2 separate regions of the Homo sapiens genome follow, and region 2 is linked to region 1. Evidence: chromatin loops called from intact Hi-C (ENCODE). Cell type or tissue: mammary epithelial cell. All regions are shown on one strand. Each heading gives the region's core, and the rest is flanking DNA. Links, peaks and the distances in the headings are about the cores only. Region 1 holds the start of ZFHX3 (zinc finger homeobox 3). Region 2 has its middle 56 kb from the start of ZFHX3-AS3.

Region 1 (5,369 bases), core at 165-5,164:
GAACTCAGGCCAATTCAGCTCCAAATGGTTCCTTGTTTATTTCAGGAACGTTTGTTTTTGTTTCTTGCCCTCTTCTGGATTTTTCTTTGTTAAAGCCTCCGGGTTATTTAAGCACTAGTTTTAAAAATCAATGTATACGTATAATTTAATAAAAATAGAAGAACCCGGAAGGGTGCACAAATCTGTCTAAACCCGCTGTACTGTGAAAAGAGAGCCCAGGTTACGCTGGAAGTCAGAATGCTGACATCCACTGTATCTTAGAGATCATATTTACCTTTGCAAAAGTGGAAGGATACAGCATTAGTAAGTGTGTATGTGTAGAGAAAGAGAGAGACAAGCAGGTTTGGCTCGGTAGAATCATTGTAATTTACCAGCCAGCTCAGCGTTAGGGGGCAGGCCTCTGGCTTGGAGAGTGGGTAAGGGGAGGAGTAGGGAAGGGGTTAGCGCTCCCTGATTTATTTTTAAATATTTATCCTTTCGGCTGTTGCCAATTACGCTTTCCAGATGAGACGAGACTGGGTATGGAGAACTGCGAGGGAAGAATTGCCTTTTCTGAGAGTGGGTTTATTTGTCAGCAGTGTTCAGGATGGAGCGATGAGAATGTCAGGCTGTCACTGCTGGGTAGGCCATGGGTTTAACATCAGGCAGCTGCCCTCCGAAGAGCCAGGGCTTCCAGAGCTGGAGGATAGAATTTGCAAGGAGTATTTCAGAGGAACTCCTGATTTCATATGTAAGTGCAGAAGTTGCCAATTCCCTCTGAAGAGGTATTGTTTTTATGAATAAGGAAAATGAGTTTTAGTAGAGGTGACACCCAGCTTGTGTGTAGTCCCTCATTTCCATAATGTACAGAGGCCATAGATCACCTGCCTGTGGATTACCTGTTAAATTTTTGCCTGGAACAAAGGCAGGCTTGACTAGGCCTCATCATGTGTGTAGCTGGTGCCAGATAAAGAAAAGGAACTCAGGGTCACTCTCAGTTCTACTTGTCAGGCCTCTCAAGTGCAGGAGGCAGGTTGCAGGGTCTGCCTCTTGGGACAGTGGCAGTATTAGGGCAGATCCCGTCCGGGCCTTCTGCCCAGGCAGTGCTGCATCCTCCCAGGTTACTTTAATAGCTTGTTCTTTGGGCTTTCTAGCTTTTATTTTATTGAAGGTATTTGTCTGTGGGCCTACCAGGATCATGATGTCACCAGATTACGAGGTTGTCCCCTGTTAATAAAAATGAAGATAAAGCAGCAAAATTAGATTTTCTGAGAGTATCAACATTTTCTTGTTGTCTTTAATTTATCCAGCAGGCCTTACCTATCCCAGGTAAGGAATCTTCGTTTTTCCGGAGAGATTGCCAGAGGCATCTCTGCGTTGTGGGCCACGTTGCTTGCGGTCCTGCTAGCATACGTCATCTTCATGTCTTATTCATAGTCACTTTTTCAATTAAATTATTAATTGTTTTCTTTAAGGTGTTCTCAACTTATATGGCCAATATAAATAACAGTGTGTTTTGAAAACACCACCTGTTCTTGGGCCTGAAGTCAGGTGGTCTGGAAGCAGCTCTGCAGTGACCATAGTCTGGTTTGCAAACTCATCCTCCACCTTCCCTGTTGGCTCTTAACTCCCCCCACCCGGCCCCCGTGCTCTCACGTGTGACTGAATTGGGCTTGTGCCCTCCTTTGTCCCTAATCGGACATGATTCCCTGGAGGCAGTCTTTTCTCCCAGGGCCTTAGCTGAAATAAATAAATAAATAAATAAATTTCCCCAGAATCTATTCTGGACTAAAATGTAGAAAGGGGCTGTCTGTACCCAACAGGTTAGATACTTACATTAATCTGAACCCAACTTACATTGTGCAAAAAGCCTTCTATACGGGGATGTGATGGTTTTCACCAGCTAAGCATCCCTTTTTCTCCCGAGTCAGTGTGTGCCTCATGCTAATACAATTCCATACATACTGCTCTTCGCCTCATGAGCTGATTATATTTCTAACACTTGCATGGTTCATTATTGTGCCCGAGGAAAAGACTCTCCAGGCTGTAAGGCCAGCCTGGGTGGGTGGTTTTCAGAAAGGGTAAAAGCAGGTGCCTTTCTGTGCTGTGAGAATCGGGAGTAAATTCAGACTGAGGGTGGGATTCTGACAGGGAGGACAGAGGACTTCCGGTGAGATTTCTTTGGGGCTGGCTTTCAGATGAGAATGGAAAAAGGTGGACTTGGGGAGATAGAAGGCGCCCAGCAATCGCTTTGACCAACTGGAAAAGGTGAACTTGGGGAGATAGAAAGGCGCCCAGCAATCACTTTGACCAACTGGGGTGGCCGCTTTAAATCTTACCCTGGCGGTAGGAACTCCCTGGGAAAGGGCACGATCTTTGCTATCTCTGCGGTGATGTGGCTTTATAAGGTGAGGCTAAGGAGCCTGGAGGCTTACATGGTAGACTGCATCTCCTTTTCTTCCCACTTCTTTTCTTCCTATCTTTCTAGTGATCTCTCCTTTTCTCTTTCTCTGGCCTCAAAAACTATCCTTAAACTCTCAACGGAGAGCAGGGGGATGTTTTTATAAGTTTCTGCAACTGAAAAACAGAAGTGCTCTGTAAAGCAGTTAATAGGATGGGTGTGTGTTTCCAATAAATTCCTGTCCACATTGGCTCCTGTCCCCATGCTTGAGTGGCCTGGCTGTGACGTGGACGGGGCCCAGGGAGCGATGGCTCCGGTTCGGAGGCCTCAGGCTCCTTTTAGTGGCCGAGGGCGCGTCCCTTTCTTCTCGCCCGATTCTAGGCCGGCCCCTGACCTTTGATGAGCGAGGGGTCAGCGCCTCCGGGAGGGCCTGGGCTTTGTTCCCGCCGGGGCCGGTTCCCGGGGCGGCGCAGGCCGAGCGGCGAGGGTTCCTGGCCCCAGGCGGGTGCGCGGGACCCCCGGCCTGCCCCAAGGCCCGCGCCCCAAGCGGAGCGAGCGCAGCTGAGCGCCCGGGTCCCGCGCGTCCCTGTGCGTCCCCGGGTCCCTGCGGGCGGGCGGGCGCGGTCGCCGCCGAGCAACCCGGCCTGCGCCCGGCACGACTGTAGATGTCAGGCTTTGCCCGGGGAGCCGAGCGGCAGCGGGGCTGTGAGTTTCAAATTAACCTTCCGCTTTGTTGCTGTGTAATGTGGATCCCCGAAGGCCCCCCGCCCCGCCCGCCCCCCTTCCCCGGGCGGTGCGCGCTGCAAACTGCGAGTTGGGCTTCATTTACATAAAGCGATTCCGGGCGGGCGGCGGCAGAGGAGGAGGCGGCGGCGGCGGGCAGGCCGGGGACCCGGACGCCAGCGCCGCGCCCCGTGGGTGAATCCCCGCCGCGTCCCGGGGACCTCCCTCCGGGGACGGGCCGACCGCCAGCCCTGCCGCCACCATGAGCTCCCCTCCCCTGTCTCCGGGCCCCCTGCTCCTGACCAGAGCCACCTCCGAGTCCTGGGGCCAGCGGGAGGTGGGGAGCATGCCGCCTGGGGTGGGTGAGCTCGGGGCTCGGGTGCCACTGGAATTTCCCGTTGTTGCGCATGGCGGCGCGGCCCCCGGACCTGCAAGTGCCGCCTCCCTCCGGAGGTGCGCGGAGGCTTGGTGTGCCAGGTGAGTGCAGCCTCCCTCCGGGTCCGCGCAGCCGGCCTGGAGCCGCGGGCAGGTGCTGCGAGTCTTGGCTGAACTTCCCATTCTCTTGGGGCGTGTGGGGGAAGGGCAGGCTGGATGCACTTGAACTCCCAGACTCCAGTTGCCACCTACCTAGGGTGAGAGCGCCTAAATTCTGCTGGGCACACAGTAAAGCTCTTCCTTCCTCCTTCCTTCCCTTCCCTCTGTCCTCCCCTCCCTCCTCCTTTCCTGAGTCTGCTTTTGGATTAGTTCCTGCCTTCTGAATACTTGTGGTACTGGTGTCATTTAGAAGTTTGGGTGCCTCCGCCTAAAAATGCACCCTTTTCAGCCCTGGAGAAGTCGCTGGTCAGTTCGAAACAATGTGAAGAATGCGCTTGTGGAGTAATTAAAGGGAGAATCAGAGTTTTGGAGCTGGAGGGCACCTTTGGAGATCATCTTGTCCACCCTCTAATTTTAGTTTTTTCGCACTCTTGGAAAAGTCAGAGCATTTATTTCCTTGGGCAGGGGCGGGGTGGGGAGCTGATGCAAAGGAGAGAGTCAAGATTTTTATCCTGTTAGGAGGAGGAATGCCTATGTTTAGGTCAGTAGCAGAAAAACAATAACAACAAAAAGAAGCATTGTAGGCTTGGAGGGAAACGAACCTTCTGGAAAATGTTCTTTTCTGCCTTGGACACACCTGTGTTATGATAGGAAAAGGCCTGGAGGGCAAAGACTGCAGCTCACGCATGGTGTGTGCTAAGAGGGAATTGCGTGGCACAGTGGTACCTCCTGTGTTAAACTGGCTTAAGTGAAAGCCGTGAGCAGGTGAATCCAGGAGGGTCATCCCTCCCCCCACCCTCTGTGTCATTTAACAGTCCTTGAAGACTCCCTAAAGCCACTGACAGAAAACCCCAGAGAGAACAGATGGCTCTGCCTGGGCACAGAAGGAAGGCCTCTCCTTCATACTGGGTCCTGCTTGTCAGAATGCACCAGGGCAAAGCCTTGAAGGTAGATTGTGAGAAAGTTACACATCATCTTATTTCTCTCTATGCTTTGAGATCCTTGGAGACAAGTCACTAAATAAATAGTGTATAATTTAAAGCTCACCCTAGCTGGGGAAACTCTGTTTCCTTGCCGTCAAGCAGCAGGTGCGAGTTTGTAGAGTTGGCCCCTCGAGTTCCCTCATTCCTGAATTCAGGAGGTGTCAAATCTTCACGTTCAGTTAATGGCTGTGGTTTCTGGATAGGTTTCAAGGGAAACCCTGAAAATCACGAGTTCCAGGAGGCTGGGCTGGAGGAGGACACGAGAGTGCTGTGGTGGGGACTGCATTGGGTAGGAAAACATACACCTTCCAAGGTAACCTGATCAAGAAAGGCCGTAGCAAGAAACATGAGTCTGCTCCTTGTTATCAGAACAGCCACTGGCAGCCTGAGATTCTGAATCCCTCTTGCTACTCAAACATGAAAAACAATGAAGGCAAAAGTGAGGTGTGAGGGAAGTCAGGAGACCACGGTTCCAAATAATTGAAGGGTTTCAAGAATGGGGTCTTCACAGAGAGGTACATACCTGGATGTTTGCACGCCTGTATTTGTGTTCATTCTGTTTTGCAGAGACCCTGCAGGCACCCTTTCAGAGAGTGTGTAGCTATGATGGCCAAAAGAAACTTTTTCTCTCTCCCTTTGCTAAATTACAGGACTAAGGAGTTCTCCTCATGGTGTTTCCAGCATAGTTTTCAGAAAGCATGTAAAGTGCCTCTCAGAGTGGGCTGGGGTCACAGTTGGCTCTTTTATTT
Region 2 (5,369 bases), core at 213-5,212, 130 kb before region 1:
CCGAGCTCTGTTTGATTTTTCTCAGTCCTCTTAGGTAATTGGACCGCCTCTGACACTCTCTGTATGACAAGGCTGTGGTCAGGGGTCAGTGGGTCCCCCTTCTGAAGGGCAAAATGCTCTAACCAGTCACGGCGCAACCCCATCTCGAGTTTGCTAAAAGCGGAGCAGACAAACCACAGACTGATAGGGCCCAGTGGATTTCATTTAAAAAGCAGAAATCCAAGATGCGTATAAAGGACCCTGTTATTCATTCCCTCTAGCCCCAGAGACAACTTGGAGACTTAATCTCCTGATTTAGTGTCTCTGAGTTGAGCAGGGAGACCCTCTTTCCCTAACCTTCTAGAGTTGCCAATTTCCACGTGAGCAGTTTGAGCCCTCTACAAAAATGGGGTTGGATAAGGCCTGGTACTTAGTTCTATTATTTTTTTTTATTAATGCACTTATTTATTTGGCACTTGTGCTAGTAAATTTGTAACATTCTTTGGGCACTCAGCATCTTGATTTCAATATAACCTTTGACCAAAACTGTTCATGAGCTCCTTGATGGTCAAAGAAATGAAAACTTGATAGTCATGGAGGGGAGTGGAGTCAAAGCTGTCTTGAAAGGCCCAAGGTTCTGGGCTAAGCTACTTGTGTTACTTGTAGGTGGCCCAGAAATAAAAGGAATGGTTTGATGTCAGAGGACAGGATCTAGATTCCCAAAAGATCTCAATGAAGTAAACAGTTGACTGAAACTTAAAATGGTAAAAATCAATGTATAGTGCTGAACTTTGGTTCCAGAAATCAAATGCCAAGCCACCAAACAAGGGCAATCTGTGTAAACATAAATTTGGTGAGAATATATTAGAAGTCCAGGTATCCACAAGGTCAGTAGATGCTAACTGTATGAGTTACGGCTGCCAAAAACACTAATAAAATCTTTGGTTATGTTGGTGTGAGCATGGTTCCCTCCAACCATTATCTCACTCAATTTGACTTTCATTTACAATTTTCATCATTGTATCCCCTGTAGTGACTAAACAGTGCTTCATATAACAAAAGCTTATTTACGTATCGTTGGGTGGGTAGGTGCATGGATGGATGGATGAATGGATAGATGGGAGGATGGATGGACGGATAATGGGATGGAACTGACTCACTAGTCAACACATATCTAAAATATTATATTGCTTCTGCCATGCTTCTGTGCCTGTAATCCCAGCTATTTGGAAGGTTAAGGTGAGAGGATCGCTTCAGGACAGAAGTTTGAAACCAGCCTGGGCAACATAGTGAGACCTGGTCTCAACAAAAATAAAAATAAAATAAACTATTGTGTTGAATTTTCAATGCCATGTTTAAGGATGAACATGAATAAAGTGGAATTTATCAAGAGAAGAATGCTAGAGAGTGAAGGACTGGGGAATCATGCCATAGACAAATGAGTTGAAGAAATTGGCACATTTAATCCAAAAGAGGAAAATGATGAAGGAGTCTTTGGGGTAGGGGCACTGGGGAGAAGGAAAGAAATGTCATCTATGGTCAGGCGCGGTGGCTCACGCCTGCGATCCCAGCACTTTGGGAGTACGAGGCAGGCGGATCACTTGAGGTCAGAAGTTTGAGACTAGCCTGGTCAACATGGTCAAACCCCATCTCTACTAAAAATTCAAAAAAATAGCTGGGTGTTGTGGCGGGTGCCTGTAATCCTAGCTACTCAGGAGGCTGAGGCAGGAAAATTGTTGGAACTGAGGAGGCAGAGGTTGCAGTGAGCCAGGATCACACCACTGTACTCCGGAGTGAGACCCTGTCTCAAAAAAAAAAGAAAAAGTCATCCACATTTAGAATTTTGAAGGATGGTGTGTGGGAGAGGGATTAAACTAATTTACATTGCTTCAGAGGACAAAGCTAGAAGCACCTGGTGGAAGCTACAGTTAGGTAGATCTCAGCTCAGAGTAAGGAAGCTAGAAGGATTCCCTGATGCCTGCAGAGAGGTAGCCCGCCCCGACTGATGGGTCTTTCTGTTTTTCACGTGAGGCTGACTGTCATAGCAGCCCCTGTTCGCAGCAGCTCTTTCCCTACCGCGCCTCCACAACTAATTGTCAGTGTCCCTTGCTCAATGCTTTATTTAACAGTGCTTTGCATTAAAGTGAGCTCATATGTCTGTCTCCTCCACTAAGCTATAAATTCCTTGAGAACAAGGCCTATCCCTTTCCTACTCTTTATATGTAGTAGAAACACAATCAACATTTACTTTCTTTGTTCAGTTAAATAGGAATTGGCTGCCTCTTCTATTCAAGTCCACTACCCAAAAAATTGTATTTGGTCTAGTCTGAGATCTGTGGAAACACAGAAACTCCTGAATGGTAATATAACCATATTGGCTGTATGCCAGTGTTCTGTGTATTTTGGGAAAGATCACATCTGTGAATCTGTTCTTCCCATCTTTAAAGTAGGGATACCTATGTTCTTGCGGCTCACAATGCTGTGCACATAATGTTTCATACGCTTCCAAAGAAAAGTAATCTCTAAATGTAAGGTGCCATTATGACGATATGTGTCACATTAAAGAAACATTTTCTCCTTCCCCTTTAACATTAGTATTCTCTTTTGTTCCGCAAGTTTTCACTATAAAATTCTAGAAAGTTCATTTCCAAAAACCCCATTTATCTGCTACCCATTCAAACAGCTACAAAGCACTGGAGCCTCTTTTGCATAGAATGGAAGATATTTTTATTTTCCCTCCAACCATTATCTCACTCAATTTGAATTTGACTTGGGTATTTGGTTGGTTGGTTGGTTGGTTGGCTGGTTGGTTGGTTGGTTTTGAGACGGAGTCTTGCTCTGTTGCCCAGGCTGGAGTGCAGATATTAATTTTAGGAATTAATCGTTATTTGGGCTTTTTCTAATAACTCACGTCATTGAGTATTTTGGTCTGAGGGATATACAAATGTCACCTTCAAGTCACATTAATTGGACCAAGTGCCTCCAATGTGCTGATGAAATCAGCTTGCTTCCATGACTTAGTCATGCTGATGCTGCAAATCTAGGTGGGGCCGAAGATGAAATGATGAAGGCACTTTCCTTTATGCTTATTCTGTGGATGAAAAAAATTGCTCTGATGCAAGCCTTGTGCTTGTTCTCATTATTACATCATTGCATTCCCAGCATATTAGATGGCAGGATAGGGCTGGACCAGCACATCAAGAAGAAGACTTTTTTCCACTCTTAGCTCTTGTCTAGCCTACATTTTATCACACTGCCACGTTCCTTCCCAAAGGTGGCAGCATTCTGGAGAATGGTAAAGGGAAATGATTTCCAGAGAAGTAATTAGCAAAGTGCATGGAGGTTTAAGGAAAAAAAAAAAAAAAAGGAGAAGAAGAAGAAGGCTATCAATCAATAAATAATAAAAAATTCAGCCGAGGGCATTTTCCATCTTGGTATTCTTGGCTAAGAGAGCAAGAAAGAGAGATGCATGAGGACAGGTCAAGTTACTCCTCCTTAGCTCATGTTACTCAGCTTCAATATAATACAGTGTACTCACATAAAGGGAGGTGATAAGGAACAAAAATGGGAACTATGCTTTCACCTGCACTTGACTTCCTATCATCACTTGAGACTTTCAGGTAGCACTGTAAGATACCTGATCTTGGATATTTATGGAGTAATTGCATTGACATTGATCTCTTAATGGTAGTTGATGAGTTAATTCATCCCCAAACCCTTCTGACTTGGCAGATGAGGAGTCATTAGTCATTGAACTTATTCTGGGCGTTACATATTCTATTATTTATCATTTACATATAAATGAAAGTGTGAGCCTCCTAGAGTGATGGGACGGTGCTAGATGGTTTAGAGGTTTTTCCATTGCCAAGAGACCAGAGAGTCAATAATGCCAAAGGATGAGAGAATAAGTAAATACAGGATTTGGAGAGGAGAATTGGCATAGCCGACGAGGTGGGTTGGGGATGGCTCTGGTATTAGCAGAAGAAAGGTAAGGAGTTACATTCATTCATTTATGCATTCATTCCACAAATATTCCTTGTGCTGGATAAGATTATTAGACATAGCCCTGCCCCCCAAGTAAAAAATCATTTGTCATCCCAAGTTGGAAAAAGTGCTTTGAAGGAAACAGACAGGGTGTTGTAGGAGAAAATAATGGGAATGGGGGTTCAAGCGTTGGGAATGTATTTGAATAGACTGGTTAGAGAAGATCTCTAAAGAGTTAACATGTAAACTTGAACCCAAAGGATAAAAAAGAGCCAGCCATATAAAGGGGAAATGATAAGTGACAGAGGCTTTTGTGAGGTCTTGAAGCGGGAAAAGTCCTTGGCAAATTCAAAGAAGTAAACTGTTAATGGCACTTCCCTTTATCGAGCACCTATCATGGCCAGACCCTGGTCTAGATGTTTTGTGTGTGTTAATGCACTTACTCCTCCCAGCCCTCTGAGCAGGCGTTGTTACATCCTCACTCTACTGGTGATGAAAATGAGGCTAGTGTGGCTGGAACATAAAAGGTGAAGGGGAGATGGCTCAAGACCAAGTTGGAGAAGCAGGCAGGGGCCACCAGTGGTTTTTTTGTTTGTTTGTTTGTTTGTTTTGGAGACATAGTCTCTCTCTGTTGCCTAGGCTAGAGTGCAGTGGTGCAATCTCAGCTCACTGCAGCCTCCACCTCCTGGGTTCAAGTGATTCTCCTGCCTCAGCATCTCAAGTAGCTGGGATTACAGGCATGAGCCACTATGCCCAGCTAATTTTTTTAGTTTTAGTAGAGACAGGGTTTCACCATGTTGGCCAGGCTGGTCTCGAACTCCTGACCTCAAGTAATCCGCCCGCCTCAGCCTTCCAAAGTGCTGGAATTAGAGGTGTAAGCCACCACACCAGGCCAAGTGGGGTTTTCAGCAGGGAAATGGGCTTAATCTGATTTGGGTATTTGGTTGGTTGGTTGGTTGGTTTTGAGAGGGGGTCTTGCTCTGTCACCCAGGCTGGAGTGCAGTGGCGCTATCTCGGTTCACTGCAGCCTCCACCTCCCAGGTTCAAGCGTTTCTCCTGCCTCCCGAGTAGCTGGGATTGCAAGCATGTGCCGCCATGCCTGGCTAATTTTTTTTTTTTTTTTTTTTTGTATTTTTAGTAGAGACGGGGTTTTGCCATGTTGCCCAGGCTGGTCTTGAACTCCTGACCTCAAGTGATCCACCCACCTCGGCCTCCCAGAATGCTAGGATTATAGGCATAAGCCACTGTGCTCGGCCCTGATTTGGGTTTTTAAAGGATCCCTCTGGGTCGCTCATTGATGAGCGGACTGCAATGGGGCAGGAGAAGAGTGTGGGGACCATTTAGAAGGCATTACAGGTTTCCAGCAAGAGGAGATGTGACTGGGCCAGGAGGGTTACAGTGGAGGA

The links. Hi-C counts contacts between places; a loop is a spot of excess contacts. Peaks named below come from ENCODE experiments on the same cell type or tissue, not always from the same donor. Only the 100,000 strongest peaks of a DNase experiment are listed, where the experiment ranks them.
Region 2: a loop joins it to region 1, with 4 times the contacts of the local background. A loop is called at or near these places in 14 of 110 quality-filtered maps.

The regions. Positions count from the first base shown.
Region 1 is chr16:73,045,963-73,051,331 of GRCh38, reverse strand. It overlaps ZFHX3 (zinc finger homeobox 3), which reads left to right and starts at 3,204. Exons shown (of 10, transcript NM_006885.4): 1 at 3,204-3,580. LOC124903719 (a long non-coding RNA gene) reads right to left here and starts at 3,754. Exons shown (of 2, transcript XR_007065116.1): 1 at 3,532-3,754; 2 at 544-1,206. RefSeq lists enhancers at 2,303-2,838, 3,375-3,910 and a silencer at 2,764-3,613. In mammary epithelial cell, for the core only: a CTCF peak has its summit at 3,036; a DNase peak (open chromatin) is centred at 3,721; H3K4me3 peaks cover 1,356 bases; H3K27ac peaks cover 1,049 bases.
Region 2 is chr16:73,174,586-73,179,954 of GRCh38, reverse strand. It overlaps a transcript of ZFHX3 not described here. Among named protein-coding and RNA genes, the nearest start is that of ZFHX3-AS3, 56 kb to the left of the region's middle. In mammary epithelial cell, for the core only: a CTCF peak has its summit at 3,251; a DNase peak (open chromatin) is centred at 3,114.